2 separate regions of the Mus musculus genome follow, and region 1 is linked to region 2. Evidence: chromatin loops called from intact Hi-C (ENCODE). Cell type or tissue: left cerebral cortex. All regions are shown on one strand. Links, peaks and the distances in the headings refer to the core of each region. The heading gives the core; the rest is flanking DNA.

Region 1 (16,601 bases), core at 3,748-8,747, 260 kb before region 2:
AGCCTATATAAAGTTGCTTGTATGCATGTTTTGGGGACTGACCATGTGTTATTGGATAATTAGTTTTTCTGTGAGTAAGCCTTTTCCTCCCACTTGCAGCATTCATCGCTTGCCTATTATTTGTTGTGTGGAGTTGAGGCATGATGGGATTTCCCCAATCCACTTTGGTATGTTTATTGAAACTGTCTGAGTTCACCTCATGTTTAGTCAATCCCTCCAGTAAAACTTTATGGGTGTAATTTCTGATATTACTGGGAGACAGAGTCCTACACTGAATATCCCATTTGTCTTACTCTTACAATCTTTTTTTTTCTTCTAAAAACAATTTTATTTGACATTTTCTAATAAATATTCTTATTCATCAATGTTCCCTGAGCCTTAGGCACAGGGGTTGTTTTGTAGATGTATCCATTGGGAGTGGGCTCCACAACTCAGCATTTTTATTTGTTAGAGTTTTCTATAATGGTCTTCATATGCTGCAAAGTACAATTTCCTTGATGAGAGGTAAGATCCCCATTCATATCTGTGAGTATAAAGACAAATGTTTGGAAATTAATTAGGGATTATGCTGTCTCAGTAACAAATGTTTGAAATGTACTTAGGGAATATGCTAGTTTAATAAAGTAGTGGTTGTAAGTTGTTGTCCAAGATCCATGATTTTACTAGCCCTGGATAGCTGGCTAGGTTTCTATTTGAGGCATCATTTCCCTCTGATTGATCATGTGTTAAGTGTAACTAGAGAGTTGTTCATTACCATCAAAGGTATGCATGCCATTACTACACCCTTAAGGTTATCAGGTCATCTGGTTGTTGTTTTATGAACATAGTTATTGTCATACCTAGGACTGTTGCTTTCTTTCTTTGCAAGCTCATACTGTGAAAGCTAGTTCTTATGTAGAAGGCACTCAGATCAGTTCCAGATCAGGGGCCTCTTGGACCTGTGTCTGAAGTACAAGGTGGCTTAAAAAATAGGAACTTCCATTCTATTCATGTGGTCAACAAAGAGCAATAATGACAGCCTATAATGTTTTGGGTATCCCTTGGACAACCCTGATCAACAACTCATGGGCTTCTTATGCTTGGTATTAGGGGTTTTGTTATGTGGCTGTTGGTTCCTGGAGGGAGCATTGTCAGCCAAGATTACATTAGTTCTCTATTGTCTCCTGTTTACCTACTGCAGTGCTCATGGTGCTCTATAACCCTCTGTTGGGTTGTTAAACTACTTTAGTGTATCATTCCTGATATTTGGATTAGACTTCTGCTTCCCAAAAGACTAGACCCAGAAGGAAAATTTTCTCTTTAGAGTTCTTTTGCCTTGCTTGTTTAACAATTCTTGACTTCATACACTGCCACCTTTTCTTCACCTCTGTTAGGGTATCCCTCTATCTCTAGTTGTTTAACCAAAGTTAATTTATCAGGACACTCACTTAAGAGTAGTGAGAAGGTAGTAAGAAGCAAGGGGCAGGGATGGATGATAATTTCACTTGGGTAAGTGACAGACCTTGGGCTGGGACTGTTATCAAGATATAACTATGATATCTAATTACCCAAATTAAAATTTCATTTTCACGGGTCATAACCTCTCTGTATCTTCCATGTTCTTGCCCTAGTTATGATCCCTCCATGGACACTGTTATTTTTCTTTTATTTTTGAGATTATAATATATTTATATCATTTGTCTCTTTACTTCCCTCCATCAAAACTCTACCTCATACTCCTTATTCTTTTTTCAAATTTATTGTATTTTTTCACTAATTGATGTTACATACATATACATACACATACACATATAGTACTAAATATAGCCGGCTCAGTTTTCAAGGCTGACATTTGTAATTAGCTAACTTTTTGGTGTACTCTTCCCTGGAGAAGATAATTTTCCCTATACATCTCTCCTTAAATTTCAAGGGATAGAAATGTATACATCTCCTAAATTGAAGTCACCATCACTTAAGGGAAACCAATTTCATTTATTCCAGTGCTCCCGGGTTGTCCCATACTGTGACTCTATATCACTTTTATAGATCCACACCCCTCTTTATATAATACCAACCCTTTCCCAGTCCCTATATGTATTCATAATAGACTTCTCAAGAAGGCTCTGTTTTTTACAGCTTTTTTTCCATCACCTTTCCATCATCATCATTTCCAAAATCCTGAATGACAAGTTATTGGTCTTGGCCAACATATTAATGCTACTGGCATTTTTCACATTTTGATCCAACTCATCTCCAAAAAAATAACACTGGCCTCTCAAGACACAATATAAATCCTTGTCCCATACTATATGGGAGCCTGCATTTATTGACAGCACTTCCTTTCATTTGCTTCTCTCTGTGTCTTCCAATTCTACTCTTCCTTCTCTACCTCCTGGGCAATCTCTTGGTTTTACTCTATAAAGAAATCAAGTTTCAGCATTCTAATGATTCTTTAAATACAGACCTCTCCTTAGATGCCAAGTTCTCTGGTGACCTGAAACATCATAATGAAAAATGGAACTTCCTGTCCTCATAGATTCTCTGCATATCACATGATGTTTCGCTGTAGGACCCTCACTTATCCCTTCATGATAACATTGACTTACTATAATGCTTCTGCCATCCCACCCTGAATATGCTGTCCTGCTAAAGAATACACCCTAAATTTTTGGGCCCTATCAATCTCTGACTTCCCTACTAATGACTATAAAATTTAACTGTCAACCTAATTTCCAGGTAAGTATACACAGAACCAAGACACTTCAAACACTCCTTCCCACTAGCAACCCCTTCAAGTGCCTCTCCTGGCTGGAGAATATCATATATTGCAAAATGAAATCATTTTCCAAATATACTAGTCTATAATCAATAAAATCATTCCCTACCTCTTAACACACTCACTTCATTCTGCCACAACTCAGGAGTCTTCTTTATTTTTGTCTCAGCTACATATATATGTCTTCCAGATAATTGGTCAGAAATCTGCACGTTAGTCTTTCAATATCCTGATATACAGATTCTTAGGACTAACCAGTTTCAGTTGCCCGGATGCATTCTATTCAATGTACTATATTCAATGAGCTAAGAATGCATTGGATCCATGACCAAAGAGAGCTCTACAATTCCTGCCCATTCTGGCTATATTAGGCAGCTTATCTGCTTAAGGGACATCAGGGTTATCAACCTCTACTTACTATTTTCAACAGTTATCAAAGGCACCTTTCAATTTTCCAGCTTATATAGCAGCCTACCATCAACACTCTTCAAAAACAAACAGATTCCCTCACAGGTGTCTTTCTCCAAAATAGGTGGACCATAGAGCTCCTATTGTCAGAAAAAGATGGAGCATGCCACTTTACCCAAGAGGAATGCCGCTTCTATATCAATCAATTAAGAATTGTCTGAGATGCTGCCAAAAATCTCCAAGACCTGGAATCAGAATTATACAAATATTTGGAAACAAAGGAAGGCTGGTCCATAGTAGGACAATAGCTTCCGTGGGTAGTCTCCAGTGGGCCCTGAGTCTGTGATCTCATCTTACTCTCTATAGCACCTGCCTAGTTAATTGTTTTCAAAAGTTTCCCCAGGAGCACATGATGGCACTTTCATGATCCACAAGAGTCAGTAAAGGCAAAACTCTCCTGCTACATGAAGTCAATGTGACATATGCCCCCTTAGATCCTGAGGACAGACCTTAAAAACATGACTCAATAGGAAGAATACAGATGAACACAGCGTCCTTTTCCCTTTTTATACTCCCAGGGTCTGGACCAAAGGGCTAATGACTGAAAAGCAACAGGTGAGCTCAAAAACTCTGGACAGGAATGTTGACATGCTGATAACATTTACTGCAGGCAGTTAGGATTCTAGAAGTTCCTGATGAGATAGATGATAAACATACCAAACCCCCTTAGGTATTTACAACTTTGAGATTGTCTAGAAACAGATCTGTAAATGGAAACTTCCACTAATGTTGCATTTTCTGCCCTTTAAATTCCCAACCCTCCTGTGCCTCAGTGCACAGTCTGTGCTCCCACAGAGAGACTGCTATCCTTCATGGCTCTGATTAAAGGACAATGTGCTTCTGTAGAGTTTGTTTTCCTTTTATATTTTCATATCACCTTGATCAATCCTGATTTAACACTCTCACTTGGCACCATGATGTTCTGTCTCACCATAAATTTAAAAACAGTGGATCCAGACAACAAAGGACTGAAACTTCTGAAGCTAGGAAGCAAAACAAAATACTACTCCTTTTAATTTGTTTGTGCCATCGCTATAGTGATAGAAAGATAACACAATAAGGATTTAATATATGCATATTGTGAGTCAAATGTTGCATTGGGAACAATGAATATGCAACGTAAAAATGTGATTCTACCTTAAGAAGCTTAAGAAAACATGAGTGTGTCATGTAACTTCAGTGCAAGATTCTATGAGCTATGAGAGAGATTGTTAATTACTTCTTCATTTATTCAACAAATTTGTTGTTTGTCTTTCTGTGTCAAGCACCATGCTAGACTATAGTGAACAAGTAAAGTAGGGGTAAAATCAAAGAATCTGTCATGACTGAGTTTCTATTCTGTTGCATGTACAAAGGGCATTGTTTCCATACAAGAGGAAGAGATTTAAGTGGGGAAATTGAACAGGGCTACACAATGGTCATATCTGTGTTACATCTAGAAGAAGAAGTAGACTTTCAGCAAGTCCATTCTATGGAAAAACAGCACTCTAGACTGTAGAGAGAATATCTTGTATATTGTATGGATGTATCAGCCTTCAATTAAAAAGCCTTTGGCCTGTAGTTTAGGCAGGAAATGAAGATGGGACATATAAGAGGGGAAAGAATTCTGAGATAGAATGAGGCACAGATATTGGCCTAAATTTAGCTGTGCCTAAATGGACACAGCATCTGAGTACAGGTAATCAGCCACATGGCAGAGTGTTGGCAGGAATAAATAGAACACTTTAAGTTACATCTAATCAGAGAAGAGCCTAGCTATACAACCAAGGTATTTGTAAATATATTTTGAGTTTAAGTCTTATTTCTGGGAGCATGGGGCTGGGAGAAAGAACCAAGGACTAACTTCAACACCAGGCAGGATGAATACCATGACACAGAAGCAACAAAGATAGGCTTGTGTTGTTCTTGAGAAATGCTGAATAATTCGAGGTAGCTAGATGCCTAGGAATATGCTAGAAGCATAGAAATGATGTTACAAACACATTAGGCAAGAAGATGGGTTGAAAAGTTTGTCATTTCTAGTTCAGAAAGAACAAGATATAGTTTTTGCTGTACTACTTGCCAGCTATGTGGCATTGGGAATTTATAGAATCTTTCTCTGTGGGATTTGGTATCCTCAACTATAAAATGGGAACAATCATTATAACAGCTTTACATAAATGGAATGAAAATTGATTTATGTAAGATATAATGTTTATTATGTGCTAAGCAAGTGATTTGAGACATGCTTCCTGTTCACTAAGCTCTTTTTTTAAAAAAATCTGTAGGCAACAAGAATCTGTTTTTCTTGGACTTTTTATTTTTCTTTAATAGATATTAACATAGGCCCTCACAATACTGAGTAAAATTTCTACCAACAAGCTACATCTCCAGTCTATGATTTTGAATCTTAGTGAGAGAAGGGATCAAATATATTGTCTTAAAAACCATTAGAAGAGATATCGTATGGGTTACAAAGTAGAGGCAGGGCAAAAGTTAATAGACTAGGGAGAACACAGGGTTATCTATAAAATTAAAGCATGGAAGAGAAACAGTGGAAGGGTAGAATACAATACAACTATGGAAATTACTCTGTTAATAGTGTGATTTTTATCAGTGATATAGTCAATAATTATTAGCATGCTATGGTAATGTTTCCTACCAAAATATGATTATCAGAAGGTGGTTGGATTTTCTGGAGATGAAGGGATCTGGGGAAGGAGGTTTTTGATCTGGACATGCTTTTCAGTTTATATGTCTCTGGAATATCTATTTGCTGATCTTTCTGGAGACTAACTTAGCAACAAATGTAACAGGTAAGTAGATGATAACATTCTACTTGATGAAGAGTAGACGACATTATCTAATGAAAGACTACAAATGTATAAGGAAAAAGACTGAGCATTGGCATAAAATCTCCTTTAAGGGCTATGTAGAAGGAAAGGAGCAAAAGACTAGAGTCAAAGGAGCAGATGGTAAAGGAGTAAACATGAAGTGCAAAAGTTTCAAAGGAGAAGGAGTAGTTTAAAATGTGGGTGATAGGGTAAGCATAATTAGGAATATGAAGGATATTATGAACCCTTATCAGAGCTTTTTTTCTAAAGTTATAAGAATTGAAGTCAGTATCTGAGATTTTTTTTAGAATTGGATTGCAGCTCAGAGGGTACTTAGTTGAATTTCTGGATTCTTGTGTCTAGGATAAAAGTATCAGACACATGGATATTGAAAAATAGAGAAAATTCATTAAGAAGCAGAATACTACAATACAGAGAAATAGACCAGGGAGCTGGCAAAGTGTAGGAGCTCAAAATCCATTGACTATAGGAGTGGTGAAACTTTATTAAAATAGTACTGTCCTCCCACATTTGTAAGCTATATGCTATTCTAGAACATGTGACTCATCTTACACAGATTGATCTGATTGGACTGAAGAAGGAATGAAGGAAAAACAGACAGTGAAGAACCAACTGATGCAGATATTAAAATTCTGGGATTGGGTAAGCTGCACTTGTTCTGATAGAAGGAACTTACTAATCAACCTACAATCTCAAAGAACTTATTATATACAACACAGAGGGGAGAGGAAGAGCTAGTTACTCTCAGGAGGAGGTCTCGGCAGAGGAACAATGTCGTGTTCCCTTCATGGAGAGGGAGAATCATTACTATGTTCTATACACTGTGGTTAATTGTTTGTAAACAAGCAAACTTAGACCAGGGAAAGTCTTTGCTACTTAGACCATGGAAAGCTTTCCCTGAGCTTCATCGAGGGAAGGTTTGGCATTCCCATGGGTCTGAGGCATTGATATCATTCGCATGGCAGTGTCCACATCAATAATATGTATTGACTCAGGACCCCATCTGCTCTCTACAGATAAGACAGTCTCTTGTCTGTAGCCCTGGTTGGGAAAGTTTTCCAGTCTGTAAAATGGCTTCTTTAAAGTTAGTGTAGATGACTCTTGACTTAATTCTTCTGTCTGAGAAAGAAGACATTCTCATCCAGAAATGCCCTAGACCTCAGTGACTACCCTGATGCCCAAGTGGTAGAAGGGATGGGATCTTCTAGGGTACTATAAGCCATCAATTTTGAAAGAATTAGAACTTGTTTTATATGTGTATATATTATATTTTATTGTATTATATTATACACCATATATATGCATATATACACACACATCACACACACATACATATGTGTGTATACATACATATATATATATATATATATATACATACATACATATATATATGTATATATATATGGATGTGCACATGTAGCAGTTGTACCATAAGTAGTAAAATCTGTGGCATAGATGGGTAGATTGATTATTCTTTCAGATAGTAACTAAATTATGATATAGATACAGTACAAAAGATGCAAGGTGTTTAGAGGAAGGAGAACTGACCATTTAAATGTAAATTTCAATCATATCAGGAACTCTTTGGTTATACTTATTAACAAATAACCATATTAGTTAGATTCTAGTATCCTTCAATTAAATTTAGTTAGTGTTTTCATCATTAAAACCTTTTTAAAAATGTACTGGTATATTTATTGCTTCCATCAGAGAAGCTAAGTAGCTCTTGATTTGACTTAACAGAAATTAATGTAGAACATAAAAGTTTTTCTTTCTTTTAAAAAAACTGTAGATTTTTTTTTTGTAGCAGCCAGATGTCTGTATAAGAAAAGTACAGGCTTCCCACACCTCCCCCACATCCTGTTTCACTTTCCTTCCTTTGAAGTAGAACATGATTTCCACTTTTTTCTGTCCTTAGAGTAGAATATAGAACATATCCAGAAGAAGGGGAAGAAAAGAAAATCTAAAGTCACAACCGCCTTCAATGAAAAGTGAAAGCATTTTTAAAGGACTATTGTGTCGGGACTTAAGGTGTGTGTTATAATAGATTCTGTATGTCAGCTCTACAATTCTGTTCTTAACAGAATAAAACCTCCATATTTGAGCACTTATGTGAGAACTCCTAAGTTAGAAGACAGGAAATTGGCTAGCAGATATGCAGATGTGGGGCCTGTGCAACCTAACTGCAGAAGTCTGGGATGGAGCTTAATCACACAGGAAGTTTGTAAGCAATAAAAGGGGCCTCCATGGAGGCTCTTGACATCCCAAAGCTCATTTTATTCTAAGAATATAGGGCCCTGGGGTCTGTGTGTTCACAAGCAATAAAGCAGTCAAATTCTTCCCAAGTTGCTAGAAGAGCACACTAAAAATGATGCCTTCCTCAGCACTTCTTTTCAAATGGTTCAAGAAGAAAAACCATGGCATCTTTTCTAATACCCACATCCTATTTTCAAATCTGCCGAAAATAGGAGCTCTAATTCATAAGCCCGAGACAAGAGGAGAAAATGTAGTCAAAGGGACAGCTTGATTTTTCTGCTAATCTTAACATTTTATAAAAATAAGTCTACCATGAAAGCCATGATCTTTATAGAAAGCTATCTAATTGGGATGCCCAAGCTTCTTTGTTTGTTCTGTTTATCTAAATTTCTTTTAAAATTAGAGTAGATGTCTATTACCAAAATATCTCTCTACACAGTTAGCCATTTAAGAGGAAAGAAATATTTTTGCCACATCAAAGCTGTAAAAGGAAAGACTAGAAATTGGAAATAGGCTGGACATTTGGCAGTTGTTTGACATTTCATTAGAACCATTGGCAGATTTGCTAATAATATAAAGTATTTATAATAGAAACTCACAATTGAGACCTTAACTATCATCTCTGCAGTACATAATTCATATAATGTCAGGAGATTGTTCCTACTTACTGATTTCCTGGGACAAGTAAAGGCTTTGAGCTTTGTGTCAGATTACTACTCAAAGGCAATGTAGAAATTAGTGACTCTGAGGCTTCCCATTTATGTTGGGAACAATGCAAAGAACAGAGAAAATGAAGCTTCTATAAGTCTGTGTGTATATAAACATAGCATTTTTTTATCCCTGGCAAATAAGGTCTTTATTGTGTCCCATTCTTCAGGAAGTCTTGAGCTTTGAGGTCCACTTCTGAACACTTTCTAAGATTCTCTTCTAATGTCTAGTTGTGATGTTCCAAGTATGACCTCAGACCTCACCACATCTCAATCCTCACTTACTCTCTTTGTGATAGCCTGTGGTTTTGTATTCTGGAAATGGAGATGAGCAGATGAATCCTATGGCTCAGTACTAAGGGATGCTTTGAAAGGCTTGTCAATGTACACTTGCTAAGTAGATTGTTCCTTTTGCTTGATAAGAGCATTTCTTTCACAGGAGGGTATACACTTTCTGTTATTCTTTCTAAGGTTTTATCCTGGAACAATTTGTTCTCATATTAAAGACAGTATAATTTCACTCCCCATGTCCACTTAGTCTTTCATCTTCATTTAAACTATGAATTATTCTTTGACCTATATAGCATTAGAAGTGGTGACAAGAGTTGATGATATATTGTTCCTAACCTCTTGCAATTTCTGCCACCTAAGCTAGTTACCTCATTCTTTTGCCCAAGTTGTGTGTTGTGTATGTGTAGTGGATGGCCACATCTATATACTCTGAGGGCATTTGGAACCATTGTTTTTCATTGGCTTCGGGTTGTTCCATAATCTCCATCACGGATTGATTTGGTAATGTCATATTATCTGAGGCCATTCTTAAGCTATGCCAGGTAATAGACATTGTTTGTGTGAGTATAATCACTCCTCTTTCTACCCATGCTTACCTTGCCTATCTTCACAATTAGCAGACCCATATGGAAGTTGTCCCTAAAGTTAACAGCAAAAGCAATGATGTCCTTTTGTTTGTTTTAAAACCAGGGTATCTCTAACATACTTTGATGCTTATTTTGTGTTCATAACCTTTACCCTAATTGATCAGATAGCTCAGTGCTTATTGCTTGCTTATAGTCAAAGTACCTTACTTTTACTACTAAAACCCACACTGATTGGTCATGAAGATACTAGAGACTGGGCATCCAGGTTTCCAGGCTTGGGTCTTTACAACTACAATGTCTAGCTTTTAAGGCAAGTGTAACCTGCTTCTAGAAATTTAAATTCTCAGTTCTGGATGCAGATGCATTTCTGTAAGATCCCATCACTCCCTATGTCTTCTTAGTCTCTTACATGTCACCTTGCCCCTTTCACATTAAATAGTAGACTGAATCACGTGTTTTCTTTCTGTCTAAACAGACACCTATGCTTTAACTATTATTTCCCAATGTCCAAAGGGGAGATAATGAGTGTAGAGGTTGATAACATATTAAGTGGCTATGCAGCTCTCAGTGTGTATATGAACTCAGCACAGTGCTGACAGTATTCCTTGTAAAGTAAGAACAATGCCAAAGTCACTACAAATTTCCTGGAGGGTGGAAGTTGTAGCTGATAGTAGAGTACAGCAGCTCCTTTGGGTGGAAGCTGAACATTTTTACTTGAGAAGAGCAGCCCAGCTTTGCTAGGATGGCATTAAGTATGGAACACAATAATCTACCAAGCCCTGGATCATCAGGTCTTTGTTATTCTCTCACGTAGAACTTGGAGTAGCTCATGGAATTGAATTTATTTTAATATATGGCATAATAAATTTATATTTTAGAAATTGATTAATTGTGACTTTAGATCATATACTTGGACAATGTCGTTTTGGGTTTGTGCTCTTACATTATGATTCAAGCCGAGTGTGGTAACTCATAATCTATTTTTTCTTTCCTTTTTTCTTTCCTTATGTTTTTGAGACTTCATATCCACCATTATTAGGAGTCTTCATTAAGTTCAGCTTCATAGATTCCAGGAAGTTTTCACTGTACTAGGATTCCACACCACTTCCCCCTCAAATATCCCCTCCATAATTTCAGCCACTGGGTCTATGGATCGTAGCTTGATTTTCATTTTCTTAAAGGCTAATATCCTCTCACAAATGAACACATATAACTTTTTATCTTCCTTGGATTACCCAATCCAAGGTTACTTCACTCAGAATATTTTTTTCCTAGTTCCATTCAACTGAGTGCAGATTTCATGATGTTTTGTTTTGTTTTGTTTTGTTTTGTTTTGTTTTGTTTTGTTTTAACAGCTGGGTAAGCTCTTACCTATAATCTTAGTATTTGGGAGAGTGAAGAAAGAGAATTTCTAGATGTTTAAGTCCAGTCTAAGCTACATAGTGAATTTCTGTTCAGCCTGAGCTACATGTGAGATGTGGTCTCAAAACGCAAAACAAAAATCTTCTAAGAGATAAATTATCATTAGAGAAATTACTCAGATTTTCTTTTTTCTTTTTTATTCATTTACTTACTTATTCACTTTATATCCCAATCAAGGTCCCCTGTCCCTCATCTCCTCCCAATCCCATCCTTACAAAAACCTCCCCTCATTACCCCTCCCATACTCCTCAGAGAAGAAGACACCTACCCTTGGATACCACCCCACATTGGGACATCCAGTTCTTGCAGGATTAATTACTTTTTACACTGAGGCCCATCCAGGCGGTCACTTTAGGAGAAGGGAGTCAATGGCAGGGAACAAAGACTAAGACAGCCCAGGGTCCACTTTTTCTGGACACATATAAAGACCAAGCTACATATCTGCTACATACGTGGTGTGTGTGTGTGTGTGTGTGTGTGTGTGTGTGTGTGTGTGTGTGTAGGGGTGGTTGGTAAGTCCAGTCCACTCATGCTCTTTGGTTAGTGGTTCAGTCTCTGTGAGTCCCCATGCACCCAGACTAGTTGACTCTGTAGGTCTTCTTGTGGTGTCCTTGAACCCTCTGGCTCCTGCAATTCTATCCCCTATGTGTTCTCAAGACTCCCTGAGCTCCACCTGATGTTTGGTATTTGGCTGTGGGTCTCTGCATCTATTTCCATCTGCTGTTGGATGAAGCCTCTCAGGAGACAGTTATGCTAAGCTCCTGTCTGCAAGCAGAGCAGAGCATCATTAATAGTGTTGGGGGTTGTCTCTCTCCCATGGGCTGGGTCTCAAGTTGGGCCAGGCAAATTCATTGGTTGGTCATTTCCTCAATCTCTGTTCCATCTTTATCCTTGCACATCTTGTAGGCAGGGAAAATTTTGAGTTGAAAGTCTGTGGGTCAGTTGATGACTCCCTCCCTCCACTGGTAGTCTTGCCAGGCTCTGTAGTATAGCTTGAAATCAGGAATGTAATACTTCCAGAAGTTCTTTTATTGAATAGGATTGTTTTAGCTCTCCTGGTTTTGTTTTGTTTTGTTTTGTTTTGTTTTTGTTTTTGTTGTTTTGTTTTGTTTTTTAAACATAAATTTGAGAACTCTGACTTAAAGGCCTGTAAATAATTGTCCTGGAATTTTGTGGGGATTTCATTACATTTTTAGATTGCCTTTGGTAAGATGGCCATTTTTACTATGCTAATCCTCCATGAGCATGGGAGATCTTTCCACTTTCTCATATATTCCTCTATTTTTTTTCAGAGACTTGAAGTTCTTGTCATACAGGTCTTTTACTTGCTTGGGTAGAGTTACCCAATGATATTTTATATTATTTGTGGCTGTTGTAAAGGATGTTGTATCCCTAATGTCTTTCTCAGCCTGTTAATCATTTGTATAATGGCTACCTACCAATTTAATTTATTTTTTTTAATCCAGTCACTTTTCTGGAGTTAGCAGCTGTAGGAATTCTTTGGTAGAATTTTTGGCGTCATTTATGTACAGTATCATCTCATTTTTGAAAAGCAATTCTTTGACTTCTTTCCAATTTGTATACCTTGACTTCCTTAAGTTGACTTATTGTTCTAGCTAGAAATTTAAGTAGTACTTTGAATATTTAGGAAGAGAGTGAACAGCCTTTCCTTGTTTCTGATTATAGTGGAATTGCTCCAAGTTTCTCTCAATTTAATGTTGTGTATTGGCTTGTTCTACATTGTTTTTATTATCTTTAGGTATGCCCCATGTGTTGCTCATATCTTCAAGACTTTTTAAAAGAAGTGGTGGTTTTTTTTTTCAAAGGCTTTCCCAGCATCTAATGAGATGACCATGAGATCTTTTTTCTTCAGTTAATTTATACGGTGAATTATATTGATAGATTTTCATATATTCAACTGTCCCTGTGTCCCTGTCATGAAGCCTACTTGATAACAATGTTTTTCATGTGTTCTTGCATTCAGTTTGTAAGCAATTTATGGAGTATTTTTGCATCAATATTCACAAGGAAAATTGGCCTGAGATTATTGTTTGTTGAGTCTTTGTGTAGTTTACATACCATGGTGACTGTTGCCTCATAGAATGAATTTAGCAGTGTTCCTTTTGTTTCTGTTTTGTGGAATAGTTTGAGGAGTATTGGTATGAGCTGTGGTAGAATTCTGCACTAAAACTCTCTCTCTATGATTTTTTTTTTGCTTTGTTTGTTGGGAGAGTTTTAATGACTGTTTCTATTTCCTTCAGGGTTAGATGACTATTTAAATGGTTTTCCTGATCTTGATTTAGCTTTGGTAAGTGGTATAAATCTAGAAAGTGATCCATTTCATTAAGATTTTCCAATTTTTGTGGAGTATAGGTTTTTGAAATGGAACTTAATGGTTCTTTGAATTTCCTCAGTGTTGTTGTTTCCTTCCTGATTTTATTAATTTGTCTATGCTTTCTCTGCCTTTTAGTTTGTTTGGCTAAGGATTTGCTTTTCTCCAAGAATCAGTTCTTGGTTTCATTGACTCTTGGTATTGTTCTATTTCTAATGTATTGATTTCAGCTGTGAGTCAGATTATTTCTTGCCATCTACTCCTCTTGAGTGTGTTTGCTTCTCTTTTTTTTTCCTAGAGCTTTCAAATTTACTTTTATATTGCTAGTGTGAGAACTCCCCTCTTTCTTTCTTTCTTTCTTTCTTTCTTTCTTTCTTTCTTTCTTTCTTTCTTTCTTTCTTTCTTTCTTTCTTTCTTTCTTTCCTCCCTCCCTCCCTCCCTCCTTCCCTCCCTCCTCCTCCTCCTCCTCGTCCTCCTCGTCCTCCTCCTCCTCCTCCTCCTTCTCTCTCTCTCTCTCTCTCTCTCTCTCTCTCTCTCTCTCTCTCTTTCTTTCTTTCTTTCTTTCTTTTTTTGTGTGACCCCGGTCAAGTCTGAGACAACACTTAGTGCTATGATTTTTTTTCTCTTAGCACAGCTTTCATTGTGTCTCATACATTTCCATTCAATTCTAGAAGTTCTTTAGTTTCTTTCTATTTTCTGACAAAGTAGAGTTGTTCAGTTTCAATGAGTTTGTAGGTTTTCTGCAGTTTCTGCTACTGTTGACACCCAGATGTAATCCTGAGGTTCAATTCATTTTGGTATAATAGGATAGAGATAGTTATTTCAATTATCTTGTATCTGTTGAGTCTAGCTTTGAGAACTACTATAGGTTTAATTTTGGAGAAAGTTCTGTGAGGTGCTTAGAAGAAGGTATATTATTCTGTGTTTGGGTAGAATGTTCTGTAGAAATGTTTTATTTTTGTTTATTTATTAGATATTTTCTTTATTTACATTTCAAAGATTTCCCCTCTATAAACCCCCTTTCCTATCCCCCCTCCACCTCCTCACCAACACACCCACACCCTCTTACCTATCCTGGCATTCCCCTACACTGAGGCATAGAACCTTCATAGGATCAAGGGCCCTTCCTCCTGCTGATGACCAACAAGGCCATCCTCTACTACATACATTGCTGAAGCCATGAGTCCCTCCATGTGTATTCTTCTGTTGGTGGTTTAGTCCCTGGGTGCTCTAGGGGTACTGGTTGATTCATATTCTTGTTCCTCCTATGGGGCTGCAAACACCTTTAGCTCCTTGGGCCCTTTCTTTAGTTCCTCCACTGGGAACCCTGTACTCAGTCTAATGGTTGGCTGAGAGCACCCACTTCTGTATTTGTCAGGCACTGGTAGAGCCTCTCAGGAGACAGATAAATCAGGCTCCTGTCAGTAAGAAATTGTTGGCATGCACAATAGGGTCTGGATTTGATTACTGTATGGATGGATCACAAAGAGGGGCAGTATCTGGATGGTTGTTTCTTTAGTCTCTGCTCCATATTTTGTCTCTGTAACTCCTCATGTGGGTATTTTGTTCTCTCTTCTAAGAAGGACTGAAGTATCCACACTTTGGTCTTCCTACTCTTCGAACTTCACGTAGACTGTGAATTGTATCTTGGGTATTATGAGCTTCTGGGCTAATATCTACTTATCACTGAATGCATATCATGTGGGTTCTTTTGTGTTTGGGTTACCTCACTCAGGATGATATTCTTCAGATCCATCCATCTGAAATTCATTGTTTTTAATAGCTGAGTAGTACTCCATTGTGTAAATGTACCACATTTTCTGTATCTATTCTGCTGTTGAGGGACATCTGGGGTATTTCCAGCTTCTGGCTATTATAAATAAGGCTGCTATGAACATAGTGGAGCATGTGTCTTTATTACATGTTGGAGCATCTTCTGGGTATATGCCCAGGAGTGGTATTGCTGGGTCATCAGGTAGTACTATGCCCAATATTCTGAGGAATGGTCAAAGTGTTTTCCAGAGTGGTTATACTATCTTGCAGTTCCACCATCAGTGGAGGAGTGTTCCTCTTTCTCCACATCCTTGCCAGCATCTGCTGTTACCTGAGTTTTTGATCTTAGCCATTGTTACTGATCTGAGGTGGAACCTCAGGGTTGTTTTGATATACATTTCCCTGATGACTAAGGATGTTAAATATTGATTTAGTAACTTTTCAGCCATTAGGTATTCCTCAGGTGAGAATTCTTTGTTCAGATTTATACCCCATTTTTAATTAGGGTTGTTGGGTTCTCTAGAGTCTAACTTCTTGAGTTCTTTGTATATACTGGATATTAGCCCTCTATCAGATATAAGGTTGGTAAAGTTTGTTTCCCAATCTGTTGGTTTCTGTTTTGTCATATTGACAGTGGCCTTTGCCTTACAGAAGCTTTGCAATTGTATGAGGTCCATCCTATTTGTTAGTTCTTGATCTTAGATCATAAGCTATTGGATTTTTGTTCAAGAAAATTTCCCCTGTGGTCACCTGCTCCAGGTTCTTCCCCAATTTCTTTTCTATTAGTTTCAATGTATTTGCTTTTATGTGGAGGTCCTTGATCCACTTGGAATTGAGCTTTGTACAAGGAGATAAGAATGGATCAATTTGCATTCTTCTCCATGCTAACTGCCAGTTGAACCAGCACCATTTGATGAAAGTGCTGTTTTTTTTTCCTACTTGATGCTTTTAGCTCCTTTGTCAAAGATAAAGTGACCATAGGTGTGTGGGTTCATTTCTGGGTCTTCAATTCTATTACATTGATGACTATTCTAATCTGTGACATGCCTGTCATAGTACCAATAAGATGTAGTTTATATCATAATTGCTCTGTAGTACAGCTTAAGGTCAGAGGTGGTGATTCCAAGAGAAGTTTTTTATTGCTGAGAATAGTTTTTGTTATCCTAGTTTTTTTTT
Region 2 (16,601 bases), core at 6,490-11,489:
AGTCAGGAAATATTCCCCTAAATTGCCAAATGGGATTACATGAAATTAGATTCTGTATATCAGAGTAAACTATAAGCAGAATGAACAGCCCACAGAATAAGAGAAACTATTTGCTAGGTATATGTCAGATCAATTTTATTTTTTTTAGCTATATAAACAGCTTCAAATATTAAACAGCAACCATCCCTCCCCAAAGTAGCAATCAATGAGCTAATGAGATGAAAAATCAGGTCTCAAAAGATTAAATATAAAGATGAATTATTTAAAATGTTCAACAGCAAACATAGTTTGAAAAGGCACGCTTATTGGGATCCTTTCTCTTTACTGATTTGCCTGATCTACCCTTAATAGAAGAGAAGGTGTCTAGTCTTACTGAAACTTGATATACCATGGCTGGTTGATATCCATGGAGGGTGGCTCTTTTCTGAAGAGGAATGAAGGAGACATGGATGGTAGTGGTAGAGAGAGTCTGGGAGAAAAGAAAGGAAGAAAACTGTGGTCTGGATAAAAAATTAATTAAATTAAAAAAGGAAAAAAGTCAGGGGAAAACTATATGATTTTATTTATATATTATATATTTTAATAGAGGGACTTGACCTTAAAACCCTTCACAAGTAAGGCAATGGTTCTACCCTAACCTTCATTCCCAGGGCTTATGTCAATTTCTACACAGGAAACACTAACCTGACATGACTGACATCCATCTAGTGATTAGTATGGTTTAGGTTCAGGAGATGTAGGGCAAACTAATGAAAGGACAAGAACAACTTCCAGCACTTTCAGCTGCTTTTTCTATGGACAGGGATCTAAGTTACACCTTTGGATACAATTTCCCCAGATAAATGTGCTCTACAGTAAAAGTGTGTGCATTTCACTATATGTAAATGATTCTTCAATTTCAAAATGTCTTTAAAAGTGCTGAAGGTGATTTTGTTGTGAACATTATTTTAAAAATCAGAAAGTACTTATGGTTTAGGGTATAATTTTCAACAAAAGCATCATGTACGGACATTTTAAAAATCTACCTTAAAAATTTAGAAGAAAATACAATGTGCTTCACAAAAGAACTCTTGTTTTCCTAAAAACCCTCTCATTGATAGAATTTTTTAGTAAAATTATTGCATGAAAAAACTGAGTGAAATTTCAGTTTCATCATTTCTTAGGGAAATAATTCTGTAACCTTAATCCTTTTAATAAAAATAAATATTAATTGCTAGTAATATTGTTGACAATGTTGAGTCCCTTTGGAAATCACATATGGACTACTGTTGAGAATATGAATCTAGATATAGATTATATAGATAGCTAGATTGCTTGATTAATATCGATTAAAATTAATGTTGATATTGTTATATATTGATATGACTACATTTGAAAAGGAAGCTGGCTTTCATTAGTGAAGTTAAAATACACATATATTGTAGTACAGAAATTATACTTTTGTTTAACCTAGTAATATGTGCTCAGCAGATTTTCATCTCTTCTTGAATTGTAGCCCAAAAGTTCAGTTCTAAGAAATATCTAAAAGGTTAACTGCAACTTGCTATGCTCACCTTCTCAATGTCTATCTCATTTAATAGCTTTTAATTCTCTTCCTTTTCTCCTAAATTGTTAATCTCAAAATCTTCCTTGATGTTTACTTTAACATGGAAGGAATATACCTGTCCTATGTCTTATGCAGTTGGTGTCTGTGAAACACTTTTCATCTGGATGACAGTAATTTTCACCTAAGTCATTTTCTGGCTTTTTAATCAAATGTCACCTCAGCAAGTTTTTTCTTGACACTTTTGTTTTAAAACTATATATATAGTTAAGAGAGTGTATTAATAAGAGCAATGTTTTACAAATTAGGTACTTTGGTTCTGAAAAGTAGCTCAGAGTTTCATTGCTCAAGGTTTGGTCACTAACTAGTTGATTGAGAGCTTGTGGAACTTCAAACAAACCAACAACCCAAACCTCATTTCTAATGGAAAAAGACGTTAAAATCATATGAACTGTATAGCATTCTTGTTTTTGTTGTTGTTGTTTTGTTTTCTGTTTTTGTTTTTGTTTTTCGAGACAGGGCTGTCCTGGAACTCACTCTGTAAACCAGGCTGGCCTCTAACTCAGAAATCTGCCTGCCTCTGCCTCCCATGTGCTGGGATTAAAGGCATGTGCCACCACACCCAGCTATGTATAGCATTCTTGTTTTCTTGTTCTCTTTACTATAGAAACACATAGACGTAGATTAGTTCCTGTGTTCAATGGCTTTTAAGAGAGTGCATGAATATTCATAACAACAATGTTTTACAAATGTAGTATTCTAGAGATCTCTTTCTGGTTCACAGAAAGGTGGATCCAAAAGTAAAGAGTTTATATGAGATAGCTACACATATAAATGCATAGACTTCCCAGCTATTAACAAACATATGATAGGGGTCCCTTTTTTACCATTGATAAATTTGTGTTCAAACTTTATTATTTATCAAAATCCACAGTTTACAATAGGACTAACTTGTGGCGTGATATATGCTATGGGTTTTGACAAATATACAATGACATGTATACAGACTATAATATTATATGGATTAGTTTCATTACCTTAATGTTCTGTTCCCTGACTATTCATCATTCTTTCTTCTAACAGAGTGTCATTTTTAATTACAAACACCTGGAAGCAAAATAAACGTTTATTCACAGGAGAACAGTAAATAACACATGGTGAATTTATGCAATAGCATCCCCTTAAAGCTGATATCTTGAAGGCTTGGTCTCTCATGCATTATTTAGAGATATAGATTTGGGGAAGATATTGAAGTCTGATCAAATTGGTGGGTTAAACAATTATCATATAGGTAGATAGTGGAAACTGGAAGGTGGGGTCTAAGTGACAGAGTGGCTTGGTGAGGGTATATCTTTGTAGGGCACATTTTCTTCCCAAACTTTCCCTCTCCCAATGCTTCCTGTCCACCATAATGATTACAGGTTTGTTTCACAGTGCTGTAGGCCTTCATTACTTGCCTCATTGCTATGACAATATATATGAAAAAAAAAAGCAATCTAGGGAAGAAGGGTTTCTTCATACTGAGATATCAGGGAAATACTTTCCACCATGGTAGAAAAGGCGTGTCAACAGGAGCAGAGGCTGGCTCAAAGTAGAGAGCAGCCTATGTTTAACATTTTTCATTCAAATCACAGTAATTTTCTACCTTAGCCTACATGGGTATAGAAACTATGGAACCAAGTGACCATGAACTGAAACCTGTGAAACTAAGAAAAATACATCCTTCTTCCCTGAACTGACTTTCTCAAGTATTGTATCTTAGTAGCAAAAATAATAATAAAAATAAGAAACATTTGCTATAGGGGAGCACAAGTATGTAGAGCCAAAGGTAACAATTCTAAAGATGCCTCAGTAGAAGATACAGACGATTTGTTAATAATTAAGGGCATAGAAATGATGACTTGGTGGTATAAGTTCCCTGTCAATGATGTATTTCTTACTCATGTGGGGCATTTATTGCCTCTAATTTTACATATATAGTTTAATTTATTTTTATTTTATAGCCCTTATGGCTTCATTTCCTCTTCTTCAAAAACATAGCTGCCAGTTTTCCTTAAGGCTTTGGACATTCCTCCTTCCACATACAATATTATATGACTAATGGTAAAGGAGCCCTGGCCTGCTTGAGAACAAAGCCAGCTAATTATTTCTCAGTCTTTTGCTTTTTCTCTTTGTGTATCTTTCAGTCTCTGTCATAAATCTTTCTTGTCCCCAGTAGTGCAAATGAAGAGGCATATAATTATTTTGAGATAGCTTTCAAGCTTCTATGTAAGTTGGTGGGGTTTAAATGTGGCCATTAAGTTTTAAGGCTGTTTGCAAATTATATTGACATCACTTGCCCATGTCAAAGCCTGGAACAGTATCACCATCCCAAGGCCATCCACTGGCCAACTTTGACAGTATGATTCCTCAAAACTATCATGATCACTTGGGTTCTTGTTATCATTCCAGTAAATAATTCATTTTATATTTCAGTTCAATACTCATGCTCAAGATATATAATATGCTTTCTTTATATTCAATACATAGCAAGTACTATGGAACATTATCTGCTTCTGACTATAGGATCTCATAAACTACAGAAATACTAACTAAAAGATACAGTCTTTCAGTTGGCACTTAGTAGCCATTATGAGTGGTGAAATTAACTAAAATAGGATGGCTGGATCATATTATCTTTTTTTTTTTTATTTGAAACCATTCTAAGGCACTGTTTGTGTCCCCTGGGGCATTGTTAATAATTTGGGATAGTCTTTTGGTCAATTCAATGTAATTTTGCAGGTGCTGCTAGGAAAAAACCAGCTGGCTTGAATGAAATTGCCCCATTGATGCCAGCAAGCCATGGTATTATCCATTTCTGAAGGTTTTTCACAATAACATATGAGATAATAGAAGGTTTTTCAAATCCTAGTGTAGATCTGATTTTTGCTGCATGTGACTCCAATGATGCTGCAGATGTTCCTATGATTCTGCCTTTCCCTAATAAAATGTCACCCCGCTTTTCTTTTCTTGGCAAGTGAAATAACCCCTTTTCTCCATTTCTATCTATTTCTATGCAATACATAAAAGAGACAATCTAAAAATAAAATTATATGGGAACTAAATAGACATCAGCTTATCCTTAGTGAAACAGGGAAGCTCCACTCACAGCCTTCTTTTTGCAGATCGAAGTCCATGGTAGACATTTGCATTAAGCAGGTTTGTTATACTAAATGAAATAACCCAGACGGAGAAAGAAATAAAAACCCAATCTCCAGTGCGTGTGCAGTGTAAAAGAGTTGAACTCATAAGATCAGATAGTCATATGCTCATTCTCAGGAGCAAGGGGAGAGAAATGAGTACGGAAATGTAGTACAAAGAGTACAGTGCTATAGTTTTGGACAATGAAATAGTACTAGACAATACACACTATGAAATCCACAATTATTCATATACTATAATATATTTAATATAGAAAACTTTATGTGCTATTATTACACCCAAAGTCAGTGTCTATGAGAAGAGTTGAGTATGCCAATTTATTTGAATTTAATAATTCCCTATATATATGAAGTAAACATGCTGCATCTTTAAATATTGAGAATTTCAATAAGTTTCTCAAACGTTATTCAGAAAAGTTTGACAGAGCAATTACTTAGTTATGTGTTATAGTCATTCAAATTTCTGACTGACCTTGCCAAATGGATTCAAATATTTGAGAGAGTGTTAGTAGTATTGCTATTCTGACTCCAAGATCTTCAGCGAAAATGAACCTACACACACTTCCCACACACAAATACGTGCACACAAACATGTGTGTATATGTATGGACTTTGTGAAATAATCTCATCTTTATTTTGACATGTATTCTGTAATATCCAAAAATATTCTTTTATTTTTTAGATGTTATTTCTTTCGAAGCAAGGCTTCCTGTAGGATAATCCTGAAATTGTGGTCCTGCTGCCTCTACCTCTGAAGTGCTGGTACTTCTCTGGGATTGTGAGACTTGAAATAGTTACATTTATCAAACATTTTGTAGTTTTAGGAAGTTGGATACACAGAATTTTAAAATAGCCAACACTGTTTGCATTTAAGTACAAAACATAAGGTCTATCAATATTCGTAAGTGAAATGTGCTTGCGGTTTTGACTTTAGGTTGTTTTCTGAGTAACTTCTCTCAGTTACTCGAACTTCTCTTTCTTTGTGGCTCTAGTAAGAACCAGATATCACCGTTCCTCAGAGATAATCATTTCTCAGGAGACGTCTGGTCAAATTGTATCTATTATTTTATTTTTTTTAAAATTTTATGTGTGGAGTGTTTTGTCACCATGTATGCATGGTGTCAGACTATGACATTGAACCCTCTAGGAATAGAGTGATAGTTGGAAGCTGCCCTATGGGCTTTGGATATTCTTTTCATTTGAACCATAAAGTACAGATACACTGTCTTGGAAAGTTTTGATTGTGGCACTTATATGTGGAAGGGATTAAGAAATTACATAATGTCATAATCTACAATGGATAAAATCTTTACTGTTGAGCTGTTTACAGAAAAATTGTATTAGCCCGTGACCTGAGGCCTCACTTCTATCCTAATTTAGCTGAAAGAAACAGTTTGTCTCTTTGCAGATTTACCTACCCAGTGAATGTAATCATAAGGAACACAAAATTAAGGTTAGGGCCATATTTCATGGCTTCCTGCCAGCAGAGTAAATCCCTGAAATGACCCCTTTCCAATTAGCCCCTTCCTTGTTTGCTGACTTCCAAGTCACTCCAGGCTGCTAACACCTCCCTTCCCTTCCCTTTTGCCAGGCCATCTGCATACATTTGCTTCTCGTAGTAATAAATTTAGCACTGTTTACGTTGACTCTTAGCCTAACTTATTATATTTTGAATGCTCATTCATTTTTTATTAGAGGATATTTTATAAAATAGAGATAATTCAAAATATCACAAATATATATTTATATATAATAAATAGTGTGTGTGTGTGTGTGTGTGTGTGTGTGTGTGTGTGTGTGTGTGTGTGTGCTATTTTGAATACTTCTTCCTTCTCATTAGGGAGCCAACCTTTTGATGATGAATTGCTCATTTGGCTTAAAACCTGTACTGTAGATGGTACTAAATGCAGGATAAACCTGGTGACACTGATCAGCATTACTAAAGCTCTGAAAATGCAGTAGACCATTAAATATCCCTTTCCCCTTTGCTAGCAGTGATCTGTTTCTGCTTCCTGAAGAGGGAAAGCATTTGGAAGAGGGTGGATGTGAGTTTAAAGGACTTCATTAATGCATGGGTGTGCTTTATTCAATGTCTCCAACATTCTTTTGTGGATAGACTGTAAACCTTAATATTAGTTTTCAACACTGTGAGCTAGTATTAATGGGGCACTACTGTCAAATTCTTTGCTAATATATTTAATACGGTGTAAAGGTTAATCTTGATTGCTAACTTATTAAGATTAAGAATCGCCATGGAAATTCATCTCTGGGAATATCTTCTTCTTTACTGTGAACATGCTGTAATTATCTGCTTCAAGTTCCTGCAGCTATGACTTCTCTACCACAGTGGATTGGCTCCTCCAACTGTGAGCCAAACCAAGCCCCCCTACTGTAAGTTGTTTTTGTCATGTATTTTCTCACAGTGAAGAGACAACTGACTAATATGGAAAATCGATACTTACTCATTGCTGTGATAAACTCGATTATGTGGTCCACAGGTCTTTGGAATTTATTTGGAGATAGAATATAGAAGAGTATTCAGTGGTGGTGTACCAAAGCCCTCAAATGCTGTAAACAGAGCTTATTGGTTTGTTGTGGTAGAGTCTGGAAAAGACAAGAATGCTGAAAAAAGTGTTGTAAGCAGAGGGCCAGCTCCAGAGATGTCTGTCAGAGCAGAATAAAGGCTCTGTCAGGTTATCAGGCTTTATAGCAAGTGCCTTTATCTTCTAAGCCATTTCACTGTCCCTAATTTTTCATGTTATTTTTATTTTGGTGCTAGGGTTCAAAACTAGTGGTTTAAGCATTTATACATGTTAGGTGAATTATCTACAACTTTTTGAACCCTATGTGCTGCAATTGATCAAGTAAATTCATTCCCTCTGTTTGATTAATATATTTCCAGTTGCTGTAAAATATTACTTAATTCAACCACTATAAATACATATGTTCTCTGTGAACTCCTGTGATAAAGCAGAAAACAGTTCTACAAACATTTTCAGAAAGAGTCTAAAATTTTGAGATCCCCAGATTTTTTTTTGTTTTTGTTTTTTTTGTTTTGTTTTTTTTTTTTTTTGTTTTGTTTTTGGAGACAGCGTTTCTCTATGTAGCCCTGGCTGTCCTGGAACTCACTCTGTAGACCAGGCTGGCCTAAAACTCAGAAATCTGCATGCCTCTGCCTCCCAAGTGCTGGGATTAAAGGCATGTGCCACCATGCCTGGCTCACAGATTTTAAGAAAACAGAAAAGTAATGTTTCCTTTATATCATTGCTCTTTAGGCATGGCCTGTGCTTGACAATGTCATGGTAAAGTAACGTGTTACAAAATGCTGTAATATAGTGGCATAAATGGAAGTCATCAAAAAGCTCTCCTAGGGAAGAATGTTCAAAATCTCCCTAAAATTAAGCTAACACAAAAGGGAAAATAGGAGCTTTGTTTCATTGAGAAGTAATACTTTCTCTGGGAGATGAAGAAAAAGATGCAAGAGTCTCCCACAAACTAGAGAGGGCATATACCTAAGCAGAGATAAATGGGAATGTGATTTGGAGAGATAAATGATAGGTCAATGCCTAGACAGAGATTTATTTTTTTTTAGGTAAGTTACTCTGTTTTCAAATTTTCCTCTAAGATTTTCTTTCCCAGGCTCATAGAGACACACTCACAGGAAAGCACAATGGGAGTCCCTGTTTCCTTTCTTCCCCAAATGCCAAAATGACAGATAAAAGGGAATTCAGAATTAGAATAAGCCATCCTTTTCAGGCCAATGGACTTTTATAGTTACAATTTGGGTGAGGAGGCAGTTGCTTTTTCAAATGTTCTTATATGAGTCACATAAAACTTTAGTGGTTTTCCTTCTCTTCTTAGCCTCCTCCTCCTCCTCCTCCTCAGTTTGTACTATATCTCTTCTCTCTCTAGTGCTGGCATTAGAGGAGTTCCACAGCACATTCTGTTTATGAGGTACTATGGATTTCATTCTCAGTATGTTTGTCATTTGTGTACAGAAACTCTACTGATTCTGTGCATTTTTGTACCATGGTATTTTTATGAGTGAATTTATCAGCATTAGGATTTTTTTTCTGGTGAAATCTTTAGGATCTGTTATATAAAATCATAACAGTTGCAAAAAAAAAAAAAAGAGTCTACTTTGACTTCTTTTTTCCTAATTGAATCCCCTTTATCTCTTTCCCTCACCATATTGTTCTAAATCTTCAAGTATTGTTTTGAACTGGAGGGTCAAGAATGGTCTTCCTTGTCTTTCTGTTTTAGTAAAGCTTTGAGTTTTGTTTAATACAATGTGAGTTTTAGGCTTGCTGTAAATTGCTTTTATTATGTTGAAATATACCCCCTATATTCGAAGATTCTGCAGGACTTTTATCATTAAGTTATGTTAGATTTTGCCAATAGTCTTCTCTGTTTCTAATGAGATGATTACATGATTTCTGTCTTTTCATTTGTTTATATAGTGGATTACATTTATTGTTTGATATATGTTGAAACATACCTGTATCTCTGGTATGAACAGTACTTGATTGTGGTAGATAATCTTTTTATTGTGTTCTTCAACTCATTTTGAATGTAAGTTATTGAGAATGTTTGAGTTCATGATAATCAAAGACATTGTCATAAGTTTCTTGATTTATTTGGCCTTTAGTTGGGGTATCATGGTATTAATGATTTTGGAAATAATTTTTAAATGCTCCCTCCCTTTCTATTTTTGAAAGTCTGGTAGAAATTTGCACTTAATACCAAGTTTTATTTTTCTTTAAAGTAGGGAGGTTTTAAATACTGTTTATCTCTCATTCTTGGCAGAATATGTAACTTTATCCAAATCTGCTTCATATTAGACCACAAAGAAAGTACCAACAAATAGAGTAAAATTGAAATGACATACTGTGTTTGCTCGAACCATCTGAAATAAACATGTGTATTGACAGCAACCAAAACTACAGAAACCATATCACCTCATAGGAAGCAAACAACACAATATTTGAATGAAAGTCATCAAAGGTAAAAATTAAGAAGGAAGGTTTAAAATTCCTAGGATTGAATGAAAATATCATATGCTAAGGTATAAGGAACACAACGAAGAGAGTACTTATAGCACTAAGTGCCTCCAACAAAAATCCTGAGAAATGTCAAGTTCATATCTTAATGATGCATGTGAAAGGCTTGGCAAAAAAGAACAAACCGATTTAATGAGAGTGATACATTTTTGGTCAAATTAACCTAAAGACAGAAAGAATCTGGATTTAATAAAAATTAGAGTAGAAAATTAAGACATGGCAGCAAATATTGAAGAAACTCAGAAAGTCTGACGAATATATTTTAGAAATTGGGTGATGAGAAAGCATGATAAAAGAGGGAATGGTAGGGAGGAATAATTAACACTAAAGATCTTTTGAAAAAGTCATATGCATATCTACTAATGTTGACACTCCCTAAAATACATACATACATACACACACACACGAATACACAAATCCACACCCATTAACACACATACCCACACACATATATATGTGTGTGGGTGTGGGTGTATTTATATATATACATATATATTCAATATATAAATATAAATCTTGAAATTTTATATATAACATAATTTTATATTTAAGTAAGCTATCAATAAACATGCACATGTATGGAAGTCTTGAAAAAACTCAGTGTTCTATCAAACTGGAAAATCTAAATGAACTGGATGAATTTCTAGATATACATGTCCAATGAAACTAAACAAAAATAAAATAATTTTAATAGATTTGTATTGGAGTGATCTTTTTGTATACTGTATGATATGTTTCTGTCTTTCCTTGCATGCTTAATGCACCTTATGTTTGGCTAAAATAAAGTGCCTATGACCTATAGCAAAAGACATGATAGTAAAGTAGGATATCCAGCATAGAAAGGAAGTCTCGGAGACAGTCAGAAGTGGGAAATTTGCCATGGAGATGGGGCTGAAGTCAGACATAAGAATCTTAGGAGAGGTCATCAGTCATGTGCAGAACTTAGATTAGATATAAAAGAGATAATTGAATTATGAGCTAGTGGGAAACAATGCCTAGCTATAAGGCCAAAAGCTTATGACATTACTTGGAAACTGGGGCAGGCATAGAAAGACCCATGGCTACAGACTTATAGTTAGTTCTTATATAGTAAATATAACTTGGCCTATTTTTCGTATTTTTTTCTAATTCAGATTGTGTTGGTTTTACTTTTTTATCCAATTAAGTGTCAAATTTTAAAAATATATTATTCCTTCTCTGAGGATTTTCTCCAGTTATTAATATAATGAATTTACCTTGATGCAGTAATAGTTGGAAAGATAACTGTTTGCCTGAAAACTCTGTAAACCCTTAGGAAGCCACTAAGGCACTGAGAAGAATGCAGAGCCAAAAGCTTTGTGCACACAGCTCTCTTCCACCAGGTCAGCATCACAGTAGTCCCTCTTGGCCCTTTAGTGTCACCATTGTTTTGGGTAAAAAAAAAAAATTCCATCCCTCAAATAGTGTTTGGATTTAAAAAAAAAAAAACACTGTTTTAACAAATGAATTTTTTTTTTGCCCAGAAATGGTTATAAATATGATTCAGGTGAATAAATAGAACAACAAAAATGTCAGGTGCATAATACACATTGAAAAAAATGTGTCCAGGCAAACAAAAATGTTTTGAGGGTCATGGAAATTTTCTAAGGTTGATCAAAAGAGTAGAACCAGGTAACTCTCATGGTTAACTCATCTAATATCAATTCCAGGTTAAAAAAATAGATGGAAACATGAGAGTATTATTGAAAAAAATATGTTTCTATCTATGCAGGTTTTTTATTATTGCTATACCATGATTATATGGGGCAAAGGAGTATCTTTAAGAGGGCATTATACTTGACTAACAAGGCATTAGTTTTCTACATTTATTTTTTCCCTATGTGTGAATGAATACTTTGGCTTCTGAATATAAGATGCTTTTAATACCTTTGTCTGATTCATGTATTCCCCTGATCTTGACTGTGCCTGAGAATGTGATACTGGACTCTAGCCGTCTCTCAGATGGATTGGTTTGATATATAATCCTGTCATTTAAGAAAATTAAAATTCTATGAATTATGCATTTGTCTTATGATGAACTGTTGTGATTAATTAAAAATAACTGGGGAAATTTTCTAGGACTTTGAAATCTATTGGATTTTGGCTTGTTCTTCAAATTGGGGTCATTTTGCATACACTATTTAATTTATAGATTATTATCTCATCTATATTGGGGGTTATTGTTGATTCATCTTTGTGTCCTCTATAGTTCTGGGCAGGTAGAAGGTGTACAAAAGTAATTTGCACCATTAAATTTATGGAAAAATGAGTCATGGCTTATTATTATATTTCAAGTTTTTTCCCATGTGTGTGTGTGTGATATATGATTCATGATGCATGATGTATGTATATATTTGTGCATGTTTGTATTTATAAGTACAAGTATGCATGTATCACTGTGCACAGGAGACAACCGTGGGTGTTGGTCCTCACCTTCCACCTTGCTTGAGACAAGATCAGTTGTTATTTGCCACTATGCAGGCTGGGCTACATGTCCTCTGAGCTTCCAGTGATTCTCTTTCCCTTCCACATCCAGCTTTACGTGGGATCTAGGGATCCAAACTGAGGCATTCATGCTTAGATGGCAAGAATTTTACGTGCTGAGCCACATCTCCTGCTCTATTTTGTGAAATTTAAGTAAGTATTGTATTGAGAATAAATTAGAAATAGTAGGAATCAAAGACAAAGAGGGATGCTAAGATTACCAATTTATGATGGAATATACATAATCTGTGAAATCTAATTGGTGTCTTTACATTTGTGCCTTATTTGGGATCTTATTCTCTTTACAAACCACTGTTTCATGTTTTATTCTACTAGGTATATGGATTTTAATTGTGTTGCTCAACTATTCTTGGTCATGAAAAGGGTCTCCATTTCCTAATTCTGTGTTCATTCTCCAGTTCAGAAGATAGACTTTTCCCAAGCTCACCTTGCCATTGAGGAAACTATTGACCCTGCCTCATTTTCTAAGTCTTTCTTTGATTTGGTAATAAAGAGCAGCTCAAGTCTAGGCCTCTTGTACCTTATAGATATATGTCTGTATAGTTCTCACTGTTATGAAGTGGTTTTGCTTTTCAACCTCCTGTATTGTCCTTTGATTCTCTTCTACATAGAGGCTTAGGCTCTTTTATCTTTTGTCCTGCTGGTTTCTGGCAGCCCTTCAATCTAATCACCCCTTGTTAGCATGCAATGCTACTTGTTTACTTCTCTAAATAGTTGCACCTAAATCACAGAATTGTGAGAAGGTCACATATTGAACAGAAGGCCAGCCAAGAGAACCTAGACAATGGGGAGAACAGTTCTTCTCAGCAGGTGAACTCCAATATGAAAATCTGGATTTATGCAACAAATAAATCAAGGGAATTTTTTTTCACATTACAGAAGGATTCACCATGGGGTTCCTTTAAATAGCTGGTTCCCAGAGCATGTTACAATGTTATTTTATTATTAAAAAAGCACAAATCCAAGTGTACCTTTGTAGAAAAATAGGCAATTGTTATATCTGGTAAATACTGTAGATTTTTTTCTTCCTTGAATATACATTTTTATAAGCAGATTAGGAATTAAGGCATATGTGGCATAATTATACAATAATAACAAAAAATGTTTAGCTAAATAAATACTTTTCCATGCAAACCACCCACAGCCAATTCATCAATGGTAATTTTTTTTTTTCAGTACTGTAGGTCAAACCAAGGATTTTACCCATTGCTATGCAACCACTGTAATACTGTGCTCCAGCCCCAGCCCAAACCATCGCATTTTAATATACAGCTTCACTTTAAAGAATTTAGGAACCATTGAATTAAAAAAAAAACCTTAATTCTTCTTTATATGTCTTTGCAAGCCATGTGTCATCATTTGTAACTTTAACATTTAAAATTTTTGATCAGTGAGGAATCAGTGATACTAGTTAGCATTGTGATGGTCAGGAAGAAAGGGGATTATGAATAAGGATGGTGATGCTGATAAACACACTGGTAAATATATATATATATACATATATATATGTATATATATGTATATGTATAGTAACAAAATTATGTAATAGGTATACAAATGAAAAAATGAAAGTCAGGTAAATTATCTCATATATACCCTTCTCATTTTTTAGAGGAAAACCTATATGATATCAGAATAGCCATTATGAAATGGGTATGGATGTTCCAAGGTATAAAACTGAGGGATTCTGTGTCCTCTCCCAATGATGACTCATTAGTAAAAAATCAGCATCTGAATATATTTTGTGTGTGCTAGCCATGACAATAAACTTATAATAGCAACCTAGAGATAAGAAGGGAAGTGACTGAATCAACCAGTGAGTTGTAGGTGGCCCAATGCAATCTTAAGTTACTCTGACCCAGACTTAAAATGAATTTAATGCCAGCTGTGGTGGCATGCACCTTTATTCCCAACACTAGAGAGGCAGATGCAAGCAGATCTCCATGAGTTTGAGGCCAGCCTGGTCTATAGAGTGAATCAAGGACAGCCAGGGCTTTGTTACACAGAGCAACCCTTTTTTGAAATATCAAAACCAAAAAGACTTAGAGTGACCATGAGCAAACATATCATGGACATTATCAAGGTCTTAAATATTATTAATTTTTATCTCATCTACATTTTCTAACTTAATGAAAAAACAACTGTCATATTACCCTTACTTACTTTAAATGCCTGAAATAGTTGTATCCTCTTTTGCAATCCTGGCTATTTATTTTTGTGAGTGAGTGAGTGTGTGTGTGTGTGTATGTGTATGTGTGTGTGTGTGTGTGCATTTGCATGTGATTGTGTGCTTATGGATGCAGATGTGGTTGTGTACCTTGGAACTATAGTTATAGATGAATGTGAGCTTCCAAATGACTGCTTGGCACTGGATGCAGGACCTTAGTAAGAGGAGCATGTTTTCTCAACCACTGAACCATCTTTCCAAATCCAATTTCACTACTTTTTAAAATGCCACTCATGTCAAGTTCCAAAGAAAGATAAACTGGTGTCTGTGGTGTCTATTAGCGTACCATACCACAGGCTGACCTCTTAAATCATCTATGTTCTTCTCATCCTGCCCCCTACTCTGTTTCCAGCTCATGGGCTTCCTTGATTTCCTCAGTTTCTCTTTTCTATATAATCCTGCCATGTCCATGTGTTCTCTTGGTCATCTGTCTTTTTGTCTCCCTCTCTTGGTCCCCCTCTCTTGCTCTCACCCTCTCTCTCCTCTTATTTCCTAGTGTAATCTGCTGGCCATGTTTAGTCTACAACTTTCTCTTCCTACTCTAGACTCTTCCAAATGCCTATGGCTGTATTCTTACTCATATCTACCATAAAACTCTTCTCCTACACCATATGTTGGGACAGTCATGTCCTCACTTTCCACAGCTCTTTGTTTTGATATACAGGTTCTTGATGCTGTTTTTACCATTTTTCCTCCTAATTTCTTCTGGTTTAATGGTATTTTAAAAGTTTCTTCTGTTTTACAGGTATTTTAAATATTTTGACACATATGCCTAGATAGTTTCCAGGCTTCCTAACATACATGTGTAATTGCTCATTATTTTTTCTTTATTTAGTACACATTGGCTATGATTTTTTCATAACCATACTTTATTATATAAATATTTCTCTATACCTTTTCTTTGAAATTTTGTCCTTGTACATTCTCATTTTGTAACTTTTTCACATGTGCAAGTATAATTTTAGGGTTTTTTTCTGCTGTATATTTTCTCCTAATAACAGTCGATGAGTATAATGAGATGACATTATCCACCATAAATGAAAGTAGGAAAAATATCATAGACTATGTCCTGTGATAATCTAATTCAGTATGTTAGACACTAGGACCAACAGTGTATGTTAAAGAAAATCCAAATGCTGACACCATTGCATACACTAGCAAGATTTTACTGAAAGGACCCTGATACATCTGTCTCTTGTGAGGCTATGACAGGGCCTAACAAACACAGAAGTTTTTGCTTCTGTGGATCACAGGGTCCCCAGTGGAGGAGCTAGAGAAAGTACCCAAGGAGCTAAAGGGATCTGCAACCGTATAGGTGGAACAACAATATGAACTAACCAGTACCCCCCCAGAGCTTGTGTCTCTAGCTGCATATGTATCAGAAGATGGCCTAGTCGGCCATCAGTGGAAAGAGAGGCCCCTTGGTCTTGCAAACTTTATATGCCTCAGTACAGGGGAACGCCAGGCCAAGAAGTGGGAGTGGATGGGTAGGGGAGTGGTGGGGCATGGGGGACTTTTGGGATAGCATTGGAAATGTAAATGAAGAAAATACCTAATAAAAAATGAAAAAAAAATCCAGAAGTGGGGGTGTGTGGCAATGACCTAGTTAGTTCAGAGAGTTTCTATGCAGATAACCTTGATAAAATTCTCTTAGACTTTCATATAGTATGGGCAAACAAAATGCGTTATAACTCCTAGGATTTTCTTTAGTCTGGAATGTTTTAGAAATTAAGAAAACCTGTTTTGATAGAGATATATATGCTCAACAAATCACATATATTGAAGACTTTATCCTTGCCTAATGGTGCTACTAGAAGTGATTAGATGTTGAGAATGCTGACCACTTCAAGGGACTAGTCTATGATTAATTCATATCTGAATGGGTTATTAAGGCTTGGGTCCTGATAGGAGGACTCATACTCTCCCTTCTTTCTTCCCTCCTCTGATTCCTACTCCGCTGCCTCTTCTTCCTTCTGCTCTTCATTTCATCTTTGTCTTCCTTCTCTTTCTTTCTGTCTTTTATTAGGACAGCAGTTTTGGTCTAATGA

Evidence for each region. Hi-C counts contacts between places; a loop is a spot of excess contacts. Peaks named below come from ENCODE experiments on the same cell type or tissue, not always from the same donor. Only the 100,000 strongest peaks of a DNase experiment are listed, where the experiment ranks them.
Region 1: it touches region 2 in a loop (2.6-fold over the local background); 2 of 42 quality-filtered maps call a loop at or near these places.

The regions. Positions count from the first base shown.
Region 1 is chrX:47,149,287-47,165,887 of GRCm38, reverse strand. No RefSeq gene overlaps it. Among named protein-coding and RNA genes, the nearest start is that of Gm5636, 280 kb to the left of the region's middle. In left cerebral cortex, for the core only: no CTCF peak of the experiment used is centred there; DNase peaks (open chromatin) are centred at 6,648, 7,967 and 8,209; H3K27ac peaks cover 650 bases.
Region 2 is chrX:46,888,721-46,905,321 of GRCm38, reverse strand. No RefSeq gene overlaps it. Among named protein-coding and RNA genes, the nearest start is that of Gm5636, 540 kb to the left of the region's middle. In left cerebral cortex, for the core only: no CTCF peak of the experiment used is centred there; a DNase peak (open chromatin) is centred at 8,533.